Regions from separate parts of the Mus musculus genome. Here region 1 is linked to region 2. The links are chromatin loops, found by intact Hi-C in ENCODE. Cell type or tissue: heart. All regions are shown on one strand.

Region 1 (8,000 bases), 540 kb after region 2:
CTAGTCTGATATCTGACAATCAGACTTCATACTAGAAAAACACTTTATTCTTGTCAAGGGAATAATTAGCCAAGAAGACATTATAATACTAAATATCTGTGTATCAAGCCCTAGTGTATACAGTTTCATACAAAACATACAAGTGGAAACAAAGACTAACACCAACCCAATAGCAGGTGATTTCAATCCGCAGCTTCCTCCGACAGACAGGTCACTGGACAACAACGGTGATAAAAAAAATAGAATTAAATGATACCATACAGGGATCTAACAGGTATCGCTACAGAATATTCCACCCAAACACTAAGGAATATACATCCTACTCAGTGGCTCTGGACAGCTTTTCTAAAATGGGCCACAGCCTGGGATACAAAATGAATCTACATCCTGTCTGACCATAATGCAATAAAACTTAAGATCAACAGCAAAAAAATCTCTAGTAAGTCCACAACTCACAGAGAGTGAACAAAAAAATTACTGATGATGATGAAATCATGAAAGAATTTTCTAAAATTCCTGGAACTAAACTAAAACAACAAAACCTATTAGGACACACTGGAAGCATCCATTTGAGAGAAATTCCTAGCTCTAAGTGCCTACATTAAAAAAAAATCAAATCAAGGGTGGGCAAGATGGCTCAGCGGGTAAGAACACTGACTACTCTTCCGAAGGTCCTGAGTTCAAATACCAGCAACCACATGGAGGCTCACAACCACCCATAATGAGATCTGATGCCCTCTTCTGGTGTGTCTGAAGACAGCTACAGTGTATTTATCTATAATAATAAATAAATCTTTGGGCTGGATCGAGTGGGATTGACCAGAACCAGCAGAGGTCCAAATTTCAATTCCCAACAACCACATAAAGGCTCACAACCATCTGTACAGCTACAGTGTACTCACATACATTTTCTTTTAAAAAAATCAGAATACAAATAAATTACTTGATGCAAATCAAGACCTTGGAAAAACAAGAACAAATCAAACTCAAATCCTGTAGATGGCTAGAAATAACAAAAATCAAGGCAGAAATTAATGAAATAGAAAAAAAGAATTAATTTAAAGACTAGTTCATTGAGAAGATATGCAAGATTGACAGACCCTTGGCCCAACTAACCAAGAAATAAAGAACCCAAATTAACAGATTCAGGAATGAACAAGAAAACTTTACAACAGACACCAAGAAAATTTAGATATTATAAGGTAATACTTTAAAAATCTGTACTCCATTAAATTGGAAAATCTAAAAGAAGTAGATAAATTCTAGGTTCATCCAAACCACAGAGATTAAACTAAGCAGAGACCAAAAACCTACACAGAAAGAAACGAGGAGACTGAAGCAGTTATAAAAACCCTTCGAACTAATAAGAATGCCAGGCACAGATGGATTCACAGTGAAATTTCATCAAAGATACTGGGATAGTTCAACATATGCAAGTCAATAAATGTAAAAAATCATAAATAGGCTTGAAGAGTTAGGAGTTTCTGCAGAGGATTCCATTTGCCCAGGAATCAAAGCCAACAATTAACGAGTGGTTCCTCACACTAGATAGCTTCTGTACAGCTAAAGAAACAATTAATTGAGTGGGAGAGAATATTCCCTAGCTATACATCCGACAGAGGAATAGTATCCAGAATATATAAAGAGCTAAAAAAAATTAAGAAAGCAATCCAATTTTAAATAAAAGGCTAAGAAATATCTCAATAAGTGTTTGCCACCCTTAACAATTAGGAAAATGAAAATTAAAACAACTCTGGGATTTAATCTCATCCCTAGTCAGAATGGCAAAGGGCTACAAAACAACTGAAAAGGGCTGTGATTGTAAGGGAGAGAACCTCAGTCACTGGTGTTGGGAATGCAAACTAAGTCAGCCACTCTGGAAAGCCCTGGGAAGAACCTGCAAAAAACCTAGATCTGTTATAAGACTCAGCAATACTGCTGGTGAAAGACTCCACATCCAACTCCACAGACACCTGCTCAGCCTTTCCCTGGCGGCTGCTGGAGTAATAGCCAGGAAATGGAAACAATGTACCGGTTCTCAGGAAATGGAAACAATGTACACGTCCTTCAGAGGGATGGTGCAAATGTGCTACACATACACAATGGAATAGGATTCAGCAGAGAGGAAAAGGAAAACCACGGAATTTGCAGGTAATGGACAAACCTGGGATATATTATATCCCAGACCCAGAAAGACAAGCGCCCCATGTTCTCTCTCACCTGTGTTTTCTACATCCATATCTTCAGATCAGTAAATAACCTGGAGTAACCACAGACCAGGAAAGTGAAAAGGAACCATAGGAGAGGAAGGGAGCTCTAGAGAGAGAAACATCAGGAAGGTACAGGTGGCATGAAGAGAGAAACGGAAAAACCAAAACCAGGGGGCTTTAAATGGGGAGGGACCATGGGCAACAAACAATACAGGAGAGGGAAGGAGGAGGAGCAAAAATACCTACTAAGGACATTTGAAAAAAGACACAGAATTGTTACATGTATAATATAATACATATAAGTGACTTAAGTCAACCTACCCCAGTTAGGGTGAGAATACTCCTACCAAGAGCCATAGATTGTCTAATAAAACACTCAGGACCTGGCATGAGAAACCTTTTGAATTGTCAGGGGAGCACAAGAGACTCCCCTCGACCCCTGCAACAATACAGCCTTTTGCTATTGCCCTTGGCTGCCTCCTAGAAGTTGTAGGTAAGCCTCTATTGCTGAAGACGTCACCTATGCGCTTTGGACAAAATATGTGAGCCGGACCTAACCTGAAAGCTTACCCTCCGAGTATTAGGTTTCACTGTAGTGAAATGAGGCATGCAAGCACCTAAGAGAGGAAAGCAATCAACAGACCCACCGAGCTTTGGTGTTTTGAACCATAACAAGGACTAACGGGCAAGGTATCCCTAAATGTGCAATGTCATGGCAGTAAATACTGATGGCTCTTCTTGGTTGTCAGTTTGACTACATCTACCAAGTGACAAGGGAAGGTGCTAGCTTTGAGTAGGGCACAGGACAGGAGAAGACTCTTCAACAGGTCCAGGCTGCTCTCCCACTTGGATGGTATGATCCAGGAGACCCGATGGTACTTGAAGTAGCAGTGGCAGACAGGGATGCTATTTAGAGCCTTTGGTAGGTCCCTATAGGTGAATCACAAAGGAGATTCTTGGAATTGTGGAGCAAGGATTTACCATCCTGCAGACAACCATTCTCCCTTGGAGAGACAGTTCTTGGCTTGCTATTGGGCCTTAGTGAAAACTTGAACTTTTGACAATAGGTCACCACCAGATTATCCTGTGGCCTGAGCTGTCTGTCCATCATGAGCTAGGTATTATCTGACTCATAAAGTAGGAGATGCATATCAGCTATCTATTATCAAATGGATATGTAATGTAGTCATGCCTGAGCAGGTCCTGAGGGCAAAAGCAAGGTACAGGAAGAAGTTGCCCAATTTGTTTTCTACTCCTGTTCCAATGGGGTCTACTGCCAAGCATGCACCTACAGCCTCATGGAGTGTACCCTATGATAGGTTGACTGAGGAAGAGAAGACAAGGGCCTGGTTTGGTGGTAGCTCTACATGTTTTGCAAGAACCACCCAGAAGTGGATAGCTAAATCATTGCAACCCCTGGGATATCCCTGAAAGTTGCCAGTGAAGGAAAAAATCTTCACACTGGGCAGAACTCTGGGTAGTACATGTGGTTGTACATTCTGCTTGAAAGGAGAAATGGACAGATTGACATGTACTGATTCACGGTCTGGAACCAATGGATTGGCTGGATAAGGTTGGGGAGTTGGAAATAACATGATTGGAAAATTGGTGAGAAAGACATTTGGGGAAGAAGTATCTGGATAGACCTCTTTGAATTGGCAAAGGATGTAAAAATACTTGTACCCCATGTAAATGATCATCAAAAGGTGACTTCAGCAGAGGAAGAGTTCAGTAATGAAGTAGATAGGATGGCCTGTTCATTGAACAGTCAGCCTCTTTCCCCAGCATTCCCTGTTATTGCCCAATGCGCAGATGAACAGAGTAGCCATGGTGGCAGAGATGGGGGTTATACATGAACTCGACAACATGGACTTCCACTTACCAAGGCTCTGGCTACAGCTGTTAATGAGTGCCAGATCTGCCAATAGCAGAGAACAACACTCAGCCCTAGATAAGGCACAATTGCCCATGAGCACCCAGTGACCTAGTGGCAGGTTGACTATGTTGGACGACTTCTTCTGTGGAAAGCAAAATGCTTTGTCTTTACTAGACTAGATAAATTAAATATGGGCTTGCCTTTCTTGAATGTAATGCTTCTGCCAGCACTACCAGTCATGGAATTACAGAATGCCTTATCCACCATCACGGTATTCTGCACAGTACTGCTTCTGACCAAGGAACTTACTAGACAGTTCAAAGAAGTTTATCAGTGGGGCCGTGCTCATGAAATCACTGGCCTTATCATAATTATGGACTGAACACCTGGAACTGTAAGTCAGCTCCAGTGAAATGCTGTCCCTATAAGAGTTGCTTTGGTCATGGTATCTGATCATAGCAATGGAAACCCTCCATAAATCAGGAGATGAAAAGGGTGTGTGGGGGGAAGGGGATTTTACTCATGTTCACTGACCCACTGGGAAAACGTTTGTTTCCTGTGTTTGCTAACTTAAACAAGTTCTGCAGACCTAGAAGTATTGGTTCTAGAGGTGGGAATACTTTGCCAGGAAAGACAACAAACATTCCACTCAACAGGGGGAGCTCTGATGCCCTTAAGGCAACAAGCTAAGAAAGGGATAACAAATTACCAGAGAAATCCAAATTTACATGAGTGTTTCTATCTTGTTAACTGTGTTTGTGCAGATCTGTGTGTTCTTTTTCCTTAATTTCCTTATCATATAATGCAACATTAATTGAGATAATTATCAGTAGTTATCATTAGGTCTCATACCCTGGACAAATGGTTGAGGTACCTATGTGACATATCAAAGCAGACCTGGCTACCAGGTTCCCCTAACATCCCCAGTTCCTACCTGTTACAGGACATGGCTGGCATACCCCATTCCTTAAACTTCTCCAGCCCAGGGGCTGGGCTGCCCTTTCCCCCAGCTTTTGGTCTGGCTCTCCCCTCCTGCTCTCCTCACATGAACCAGCTCAGGGTTATGTTCATTCTGGAATCTCCCAGACATCCCTGCCTCTGACTATGTTCCTCCTTAATCTATAATAAACCTCCTCCACCACCATACAAAGGGGCAGTCATGTCCTTCTTTCTCTCTCTCTCTCTTCTTTCTTTCTGTTCTGCTATCATACTCATAAGATTTGAGATACTAAAAAAAGTCCCTCAAAAGACACTGCCACCTATTCTAAAATATATAATGCATTTGTGGTTGTTTGCAGTTATATTGTGTTAGGCATAATTGTGGCTTGGTTGCTTTCATTTGGAAATTAAGCATGGTGTAAGGAGACATGATTGTGTGTCAAGTGGACAAGAGGTGGACTTTCAACGGATATTCTTGGATGTCAACCTTACTACATTTGGAATTAACTAAGAGCCCAGTCACTGTTGACATGGACATTTCTGGTAGTGTCATGTGATACAGACTCATATGGTGTTTTGCTAAGGCAAGATCCACGGGAGGACATGTGATGTCTGGAGGGAGTATAAATAGGACCCGACGGACAGCTATTGCACACTTGCATAGACAGCCTTACAACGCTTCTTTGGTCTTTGCCTTTGCTGATCTTCACTTCATTGGGAGAGGTGCTGTAGAGAACTTCTGGTGCCCCTGCTGGATTTAGTGGTGTCCTCCAACTTGTGCCAATTCAGCAGAGGCCTGGCTGTTTCTGCTGGACTGTGCCACCGCTGCTGACTGTGTTTGGTATCCTGACGAATGGAGATGGGGATCACCCCCAAAGACCTACTTCTAAACAGGTGCACATGCCCTGGTCCTAGTTACCATCTTCCCTCCCTTACTTTTCGACAGTGAGCTAGAAGGGGGGGTGACGTCTTTGAGAAGCCTTATTACAGTAGGTTTTGAAACCTGCACACCGTGCACACCTGTGAGGGATTTTAGTTAAGTGGATCACTTGTGGTCAGAAGACCTACCTTAAACCTGGGCCACACTTCCTGGTGACCCCACATAAAGGACAAGGAGAAAAGCAGCTTTCCTCTTGGCCTGCTTGCCCTGGCTCTCATTCACTAGCATTGGAGCCATACCTCAGGATTAGGACAGATTCTGAAGACCAGCTGAGACATCCAGCCTCGCGGTCTGAACAACTATTCATATATATTTATTCTATCAGTTCTGTTCCTTACGAATACAGTAACCAGCAACAGTCTAATTGGACAAAGGCCCGATTAACAGGAAGGAAATGACGCTGGTACTGGAAACAGAGCCAACTCCACGTGGCTAGGGGAGCAATGGATCTTGGAGGAGACTACAACTGCCACTCTATATTTACCTGCAGAATCCCTAACTGCGTTCTAAGTCCTTATCCTTATACCAGCAGATAAGAGTACATATCTCACCCCTATTCAAAGAAGATCCTTTTTTTTACAGCAGCAGGAGACCATTACAGAAAGTCACAAGTGGTCAATATGCACAGGGCACTGACATGCTGATACACCCACAACACAATTCTTTTGTTGTTGTTTTTTCAAGACAGGGTTTCTCTGTGTATCCCTGGCTGTCCTGGAACTCACTCTGTAGACCAGGCTGGCCTTGAACTCAGAAATCTGCCTTCCTCTGCCTCCCAAGTGCCAGGATTAAAGGCGTACTCCACCGCTGTCCCTGGCGACAACACAATTCTTGCAAGATTCTTTACTGCAGGTATCTTGAAGTCAATGAGCCAGGATTCAGGCCCAGGTTTTCAATTCCTTTAATACCGAGGGAACATGATAGAAGGGGGTGGTGGGAAGATTGCTGAAGTCAGAAAGTTGGCTTGAGATCGTGCCTTCTCCTAAATTTCAACCTGGCTGCCTTAACAATGCTGGAACAATTCCAATGACACTTGACATCCCAAGGTAGATGGAAAAAAATCTTACCCACACCCCTAGATGAAGATCTATGGGCAATTAACAACTGCACTCCAGACAGAAGCAAACAGAGAATTAGTCTTCCCTAGGAAGAGACCTCTGACTGGTTATCTAATACTGAGTGGTTAGCCCTAAAAACTTATACATGCAGGCAACACTGAATTGACTCACAGGTTGCATGTATGTACATATGTATTATGATGTATAGGTATGTGTTTGGTTTTTCTAGACAGGGTTTCTGTGTAGACCAGGCTGGCCTTGAACTCAGAGATCAGTTTGCCTCTACCTCCCAAGTGCTGGGATTAAAGGTGTGCACCACCACGCCCGGCCAAAAAAAATGCTTTGTGTTTATATGCTCATTCATTTATATGTAATAATAGTGATAAAAGACCTTGAGTTTGGGAGAGAAGAATGTGGTCAGACATGGGAGTGTAGGAGAGGGAGGGGAGAAATGAAGTTATTATTATATATCAATTTTAAGAACTATATGAAATTAAAAAAGTTATGTGTATTATTTCCTGGAAGTGGAGTTACAGGTGGCTTCCTAGTCTTCTGCAAGAGTAGTCATCTCTTCAACCTCTCTTTGGCTTTCCTTTTTAATTTACTGTTGCTGATCCCTGATAGTTTTTATATGGTTTTCATTCAAAAACCTTCTATTACCATGTGATATGTATAGGTGCTTCATGTAATTTTGGCTTTTTTGTGGTGTTTAAGACTGAACTCAAGCTGGGCGGGGTGGCACACGCCTTTAATCCTAGCACTTGGGAGGCAGAGGCAGAGGCAGAGGCAGAGGCAGGCGGATTTTTGAGTTCGAGGCCAGCTCTGTCTACAGAGTGAGTTCCAGGACAGCCAGAGCTATACAGAGAAACCCTGCCTCAAAAAAATCAAAAGGACTGAACTCACTGCTAGGACATTAGGCAAGTACTCTATAAACTGAGCTACATTTTCAGTCCCTTCCTACTTTTTATTCTCTAAAC
Region 2 (8,000 bases):
GACTCAACAGTCATGACCACCTGGCTAGGATCCCTTCTGACAGGTGGACCCTGAGACCATGGGACAGTAGAAGCCGCAGGCAAGTAGGACACATACCTTGTCTGTTCGAGCACACCGCTGGAAGGACATCTTCCTCATATCTGTGCCATGGTTTTCAGGGATACAACCTGCCTGGACTAAGGCCGATACCAAGTCATCTTCGATGGTCCTGAACTGGGAGGACCCCAGATTCCTCTAAAGAAAAAAGGGGATAACCTGTTTTCATGAGCTCTCAGGACAGATGCACTCCAGAAAGCTGACCATCACTTCTGCAACCAGCTCCAGCGTTGTGCCTCTCAGCCTTCCCTAACCCTATGTTTATGGTGTCCTTGACCCCGTGAGGTCAGACACCACGTCAGCATCCCACCAATCCTCACAATAGAGACTAGGTCCAAGACTCTCAGGGAAAAACCTTCCCACGTGGATAGCAGGGCATGTGAACACTTCAACCACGCTCCCTGGCTGAGACAGTCTTTTCATAGCCTGCTCTACCCATTGTGTCCCGTTGCCACAGACGAAGTCAGGAACACTTCCCAAGCGACATAAAAAGACCAGAACAAAAAGTGAACACAAGCCTCACTTAGCAACGTGAGACGGGCATCTCTGTCATACCTCAAGTGGGTAAAGAGAGATAAACAGGATATTTACTGAGAAAAGAGAGCCTTTAAAAAAAACAAAAAACTCGCACTGTCAGAACCACTCCCCAAAAGCAGACCAGTCGCCCCAGAAGCAGTGCAGTCTGCGCTTCCTCAGGAATGCCACAGCCTAGGCCACGTGAAAGCCCTGTCCAGCCCGAAGGCACGCTGAGTTTCACTGCTGAAGCCTATGTGTTTCTCACTGGAGAGGGACAAAGCCTGACTGTAGCCCAGACTATCCTTGAACTTGGCAATCCTCCTGCAGCAACTTCCCGGATGCCAGGAAGACCGGCTATGCAGCACCATCCCAGTCGGGCTACATGACACCGCTGTCATTCATTCTCAAAGTCACCATAATGTCTGGTCAGACTCCGTTCCGGAGCCACTGTTCTGGTTGGACACCTCACAGCAACGAACTCCACCCTGTGGCTCAAGATCAAGGTTTTAAAAAGTGGGGAAAGTGACCAGAGAGACGGCTCAGCAGTTAAGAGCACTGGCAGCTCTTCTAGAGGACTGGACTTGATTCTCAGCACCCAGATGGCAGCTCACAAATGCCTGTCACTCCAGCCCCAGGGGATGGTACACCCTCTCCTGGCCTGTGAGCAGAACGTGCACACAGCACACAGACAAGCAGGCAGGCAAACCACCCATATACACCGAAGAAATTAAAAGGTTCAAATTTGTCTTAGAGAAAATTACAAATTCAAACAATGGAGTTGAAGGGGTTTGCAACCCCATAGGAAGAACAATATTAGCCAACCAGACCTCCTGGAGCTCCCAGGGACTAAGCCATCAACCAAGGAGTACACATGTCTCCAGCTGCATATGTAGCAGAGGGTGGCCTTGTCAGACATTAATGAGAAGAAAGGTCCTCGGTCCTATGAAGGCTAGATAGATGCTCCAGTCCAGTGTAGGGGAATCGAGGGCAGGGAGGTGGGAGTGGGATGGGTGGAGGAACACCCTCATAGAAGCAGGGGGGATGGGATAGGGGTTTCCGGGAGTGGGGAAAACAGGGAAAGGGGATAACATTTGAAATGTAAATAAAATATCCAATTTTTTTTTTAAAAGGAAATGTCAACAGCAGAGGTGACAAGAATGAACAAGATTCTACCCACACTGGGGGTGGGAAGGATGCTTTCATAAGAGAGAGAACCTAGCTTGCCCCTGGCCCCTCAGGATGCTGAACAGGTAGCACCTGGCAGCAATCTGGTCCCCACATTCAGTAAATCTGCCCATGTCACACAGTTCCCCAGGTACTGTGCAGGCAGCACCCTAACAATGAAGACTCACTGCTCCCAAGGTCACATGTGAATCAGCTCCCATAGTGGAAGAAAACCACCCAAACCTCTTACGGAGGATTCTGTGGATTTTTGGTTTTTGTTTTGCTTGTTTTTGTTTTTTTTTTTACTGTTTCCTGGGATGGGCCTGGCTCTGAGTAGCATCAGGGAACCAAGGGCTGCCTCAGGTAGGGGCTTCTAGCCGCAGCCCTCCTCACCTGCATGCCGTGGTAGCCCTTGCCCGAGTAGGCCATGAGCAGCACAATTTTTCGCTTTGGCAGCTTGCGTGGGGGCTCTTCATCCTCGCCGCCCTTGACCCTCTTTGCAGGATGCTCCGTCTCCTCCCAGACCCAGCCACCTCGGCCCTTCCTGTCCGGTTGGTGTGAGGCCAGCGCTGGTGGCACCTTGTTTCCAGCCATAGGCGGCAGGCTGAGAAAAACAGGCATGAGTGACCAAGGTGGTAAAAGCGGTTTAAAAAAAAAAAAAAAAAAAACAGAACCCTGCTCTGCCTGCCTCAGCGGTCTCTGAAAGACCTTGCCCAAAGACAAACCAACCAGCCTGGTTCATCAATGACAAGAGTGACTGAGGTTGGACAACAGCGGCAACTCGGGCGGAGTTTGAACTGGACACACAGGGAGGCAGTGCTCTGGCGGGGCAGTACAAGGCAGCGATGGAAACAAGACACAGGTAAGCAAGGAGAGGCAGACAGCTCAGGACAGTCTTGGGTTCTCAGTACAGAGGTCTCAGTACAGAGGTCGCGGAAGTCTTTACCCGGGCACGCGCGGGCCTGGGCGCGCCGTCCACCGTCCCCAGTTTCTCAGCAGTGCGGCCCACAGGCGGGGGAAGCCCATGCGCTGCGGGGTGGCGGGCACCGACCCCGGACCTCAGCGATCCCCTCCGAACTCTGCAGCCCCGAAATCCCTGCCCTGTCTTCCAGATGTCTTGGCTCTGACCCTGCGGCGCCCCAGATCCTAGGCTGACCTGTGACCCCCGCAGCCCCTGCCCACCCCCATCCAACACCACCACCCCGTCCTTAGAGATCGCGCAGCCGGCGCGCTCGAGGAGGGAGGAAAGTCCCGCCGGACCCACTCACGGCGCCGCGGAACCCCCGAAGCTGACCACGTGCACGAAGGCGGAAGCGGGCAACGTTGGAAGGCGGCCGAAGGCGGACAAAAGTCTTTCTGGGACGCGCCTAGCGGGGTGGACCCAGTGGGTGGGGCTTCCCACCAGGATCCAAGCCAGTCTAGATGCCGTTTTCCAGAGAGGGGAAAGGCTCTACGTCGGCGTGGCTTGAAAAGTGAAACAACCTCATTAAAATGTGCAGGTTAGGAATGCACCAGGGAGCCACTCAGCAGGTAATAACTGCAGATGCATAGATAGTCCCAGCACCGACTCAGTGCTACTGAGCAGGCCCTTGCCTGGCCCATGGCACCAACCCTGGCATTGGGAGGTCACAGATGCTCTCGCAGTTACACCACTGGCTTTGTGGTGTGTGGACCATCAAGTTTCCCAGCATTTGTTATTTCCAGAAGCTGCTCCAATTTCCGGACGCTGTTGTGTTTAATGACATAAAACCTTCTCATTATGTAGCCCTGACCCGCCTGGAAATCTCTCTCGTATATATCCTCCCAGATGCTGGGATTAAAGGTGTGTACCACCATACACAGCTCCTGTCCTCCAACTTTTGGCAACCCTCCAGCCTCAGCCTCCCAAGAGCTGGGATTACAAATGTGAGTCACCACATCTGACTTCACACGTTACTCTTATTTTTCTAATTTTGCCAAAGAGTGATGCACAAACAACATGAAACCTGGACATGCAGCCATGGGCACCTAAGCCCCAGTTCCTTCTCTGTGACTTCATTCCCCCCATTTTCAGGCTGTCTGATTCACCCTGAGCATTCTCACCTTTGAGAATGTATGTACCTTTGTCACTCTTCCAGAGATGAGGAGTTTTGCCAATCCCTGCTTCCATCCTTGCAGCCGCTCGTCCTTCCTACACCCATCTGGCTGACCCGGGATACTCCCCTGCTCAGACTCTTGGCTTCATTAGGTTTAAAGCCACACACGGAGACTTGGGGAACTGGGCTGGACACTTCTGAGGACCATGACTTGAGGTGACCACAGCTTGAAATGGGATAGGGAGCCTCATGTGTATGCAGGGGGAAAAACATAATCCAAGGGGACTAGGGACCAGTGCAAAGGCCCAGGGGCAGCAGTGTGCCACAGTGTGGCCAACCTAGCTCAGAACCTGCTCCTTCCTATAGGTAGAGTAATAGGGGCCAGCATTGACACTTCTGGAGTCTACAGTTAGGGAAACCACAGGGATGTCTGGTAACAGAAAGTAGTAGAAACAAAACCAGGAATCAGTAGCCTTATGGGTCTTGGCTGTGATCCCTATTCAATTGGGATCCCACTGGGCGTTGGGAGGCAAAGCCTCACAAAGGGACCTGGGGAAGAAGGGCTAACAGGAAGAAGGAACTGCCTGTGCTGAAGACTTCCAGATAGTTCACTCCACCCTGGTTCCGCACGTACTGGGGAAGGGCCCCCACGGAAAGTCCTTCCACCCCAGTATCTCTTCCTTCACCTTGCTACAGAAAGCCTTGATGTGTGTGTCTGCTGTCTAGGTGTGGCCTCTCCCTTTGATATGAGCGTGTCATGGAAGCAACCATGCAGGTCCCTAGATGTGGGAGGCATGAAGGTCTTTGTGCTCACAGATAAATACTAGCAGAATCCAGAAAGTTAAACACGCATGGTTATTCCTTCAAGGGAAGGAAATGCAAACCCTGTTTTCTGCCCAGAAGGCTGAGTCACCTTTGTGCTGTAAAAGTGCTACAGACATTTCTGGCACTGCACCTTTCTCCAGACCCCTGTCGTAAATTTGTTTTTCTCCATCAATCTATAGAACCTATCAGTATAGACTTTACAGAGTTTCAATGTAGTCATGTCCTATCTGTATTTAGCTCCCTTTGTTACTCAAGGAGCTTTATGTATGCATTGTTGTACATGTGGATTTGCGTCAATTACCACCAGAATTATTTTCATCAAACTGTGCCATGCTTGTACATGCCTAAAAGAAACCACGTGTTGTCAGACTCCAGAAGTTCAAACCAACAATGGCTACTGAGTTCTGTAGAACTGAACCGCCTCCTTGCCTCACAGTCACTCTGATCACTGTTCAGGTCGCAGGGAACCTTGTACCTCAACCAGTCAGCCAGGTCCACTCCAGGACTCCACTATGTATCCACCCCAGCACAGTCATATGAACATAGATGTTCAATATTTTCTAAAGAAATCCCAGGGTCAGGGTTCAAGAGAATGATCAGGCCGAACGGGAGTTACAAGACAGCACTCAGTTCTGTACTGCAGTGACAGTGGCACATCACTGTTCAAGTATCCTGGTTTGTCTGGGTGTGGTGGCGCGGGTGTCAGGTTAGTAATGGGGAGGCTGTGGCAGAACAATCAAAAGTTCAAAGCCAGCATAAATTTCACCAGATTCTGTCTCATAGAAAGGGACAGCGAAATGCCTCATCACAGGGACCAGAGTTCAGACCTCAGCGCACACATCAGATCATAAAAATCTCTTAACTTCAGCACAGAGGGATGCAACAGCCTCTCCTGACTTTCTCCAGTGCCTGCACCTAAGTGCACAGACACACACACATACAAAATAGTTAAGGGTCTACAGATATAGCACAATAGTGAAACACTCGCATAGCACGTGAGGCTCTTGGTCTACTGTAGCACCAAACCCAAAGATGCTAACAAGAATTATCAGCTGCAAGAAGGAAAAACAGGACCTCCCCATGTCTCTCTATAAACCTAAAACTGCTCCAGGCGTGGTAACACCATGCCTGCATTCCATGCACTGGGCAGGGTGTGGCAGGATTGGGAGTTCAAAGCCAACCACAGCTAGTGAGTTAAACTATCTGGCAGGCTCTGACTGCTCTCCCAAGGGTCATGCATGAATTCAATTCTCAGCAACCACACGGTGGCTTACAAGCGTCTGTAATGGGATCTGAAGTCCTCGTGCGGTGGGTGTGTCCGAAGACAGTTACAGTGTATTTACTATATATAAAATAAATAAAACCTTTTAACCACTGACACCTGAAACAATGTCTCAACAGGGCATAAAAATAAAACATGGACTCCATGAACATGTGATATCTTGGATTAGTTTACTATGATATATAGGTATTACTATACCTAATAATTTTTATCCTGCGAAGATAATACAGATGTAAGATGAAAGCATTACATCTAGATGTTTGCTTGGGATACCAATGCCAGAGCAAGCAAAGGGAACCACAGGCAGATCAAGGAAGTTTTCTGAGAAAAACAAAAAACCCAAATGTGTGTAGCATAGGCAAAGTAAAACCAGGCACAGTGATATACATCTGTGATTCCAACACCTAAAAGCAGGATTGGTTGTTGAACATAGCATGTTTGCAGCCTGCCTAGACTATAGAGAGCCTGACTTAAGGGGCTGGAGAGCACAGAGGATTGGAACAAATAAAGCATACAGAGTGGCCAATGGTTTATAGAAGATTAGTGCTGGGAAACTGCACCTCAGAGCATACTTGCTAAAGTTTAGAATAAAATGACAAGTGAAGCCAGGTGCAATGGGGTGCCCGACAGTCCCTGCTATGAAGTCTGAGGCAGAGAACAGAAGATCATCTGAGCCTAGGAATCAAAGACCCTGTCTCTCAAAATGGGGAAGGTTCATTATCAATGATGCTCCACTCTAGGGGGCCTGGAGAATTGCCCCACCCTCTCTGGATCCTCACCTGACCCAGTGGGAACTGTTGTTTCCTGGGTGATACAATGAACCCACCCAGCTATCCCTGGATCAAACTGAGGCTTGCTTCCGGTGCTGAGCAAGCCACCACACCACCGGCACCGTGAAGTACTACTGGACTCAATCTGGCTGGGGGACACAGGCAACCTGCCCAGACAGACCTGAAGGCACACCCGGCTCCTGGAGGGACAGTGGCACCCCAGGATGAAATTGACACCACATAAATAATTCCAATTTTTATTTTCTTAAACTGATATGACACAGTGAAACACAAAAGGGGGAGACTCACAAAATTCATCTTAAAATTGACAGGCCTGAGCACTGCTTTCATGAGCAGGTTTGGCTCATACCACACACAGCCAGCCACACACACACACAGCCACCCAGGAGCCTTTCAGGAACCAGGTGGTGGGTCAGGAATCCCTGCACTAGCCTCCCTGGTGGCTCTGGGTTCCAGTTGGCCACAAAGCAATAAATACAACATGTTACATGCAAGGGAGGTCATAGGGTGACTAAGGAAGAGACTGGTCTTAGAGATCTGCTTTCTTGTACAACTCTTGTACAACCAAGCACAGTGGCAATATTTCAAGTATTGCAAAGAAAAACGTGTGTGTGTGTGTGTGTGTGTGGCCTATAACTCTGAAACCCCACATCAGCTTGTGGACACTCAGATACTTTCAAGTATGCATGAACAGAGCCGTGACAAAGGACTGGCAGGTCAGGGAGGCTGGGAAGGTATTAGCATGTGTCCACCCTGGAGCCTGGAAGACGAGCTTCAGCACAGATCCTGAAGGCCACCAAGCACAGGAGCCAGACTGACAGGAAAGCTCCACAGGGGACATGTTTGCATATGTTATTCTTCACCCACACCTCCACTGCACAGGGAGGACGGCACCTGGGCACTGCCTTTTCTGCCGCCCTTCCAGGGAAAGTTAATAGAGATAGCCAGCAGCACACTCGCTCTGGCACATGCTACAGCCTCAGCCACACAGCGGGCACCGTCTCCTACAAGGACAACATCCAGTGTGATACCTGGCCTGCCCTGCCTCCGCCCTTTCAATCCTTAAACATCTGAAGTTTCCTTTTATGAACAAAAACTGAGTTGGGAGGGTGGAGACACATCTTAGGAGTAAAGTGTGGAAGTTGAGGAGTTTTAACAAGCATGGGTGGTGCTTCACACAATGAACTGTCTGTCCCTAATGAACATTTAAACGTGAGGACTATCTCTCCCTCAGGAGGCAAGCCTGTTGCT

Evidence for each region. Hi-C counts contacts between places; a loop is a spot of excess contacts. Peaks named below come from ENCODE experiments on the same cell type or tissue, not always from the same donor. Only the 100,000 strongest peaks of a DNase experiment are listed, where the experiment ranks them.
Region 1: a loop joins it to region 2, with 2.8 times the contacts of the local background. A loop is called at or near these places in 3 of 42 quality-filtered maps.

The regions. Positions count from the first base shown.
Region 1 is chr5:111,321,269-111,329,268 of GRCm38, forward strand. No RefSeq gene overlaps it. Among named protein-coding and RNA genes, the nearest start is that of Pitpnb, 5.4 kb to the right of the region's middle. In heart, a CTCF peak has its summit at 4,756; no DNase peak of the experiment used is centred here.
Region 2 is chr5:110,777,518-110,785,517 of GRCm38, forward strand. It overlaps Pus1 (pseudouridine synthase 1), which reads right to left and starts at 3,079. Exons shown (of 6, transcript NM_019700.4): 1 at 2,723-3,079; 2 at 2,170-2,380; 3 at 97-234. The coding sequence starts at 2,802. It overlaps Ulk1 (unc-51 like kinase 1), which reads right to left. Exons shown (of 28, transcript NM_009469.3): 28 at 6,972-8,000. It overlaps Gm15559 (predicted gene 15559), which reads left to right. Exons shown (of 2, transcript NR_152254.1): 2 at 1-1,743. It overlaps Gm26515 (a long non-coding RNA gene), which reads left to right and starts at 2,376. Exons shown (of 2, transcript XR_389515.4): 1 at 2,376-2,638; 2 at 2,989-3,547. In heart, no CTCF peak of the experiment used is centred here; DNase peaks (open chromatin) are centred at 2,314 and 3,104; H3K4me3 peaks cover 2,136 bases; H3K27ac peaks cover 2,137 bases.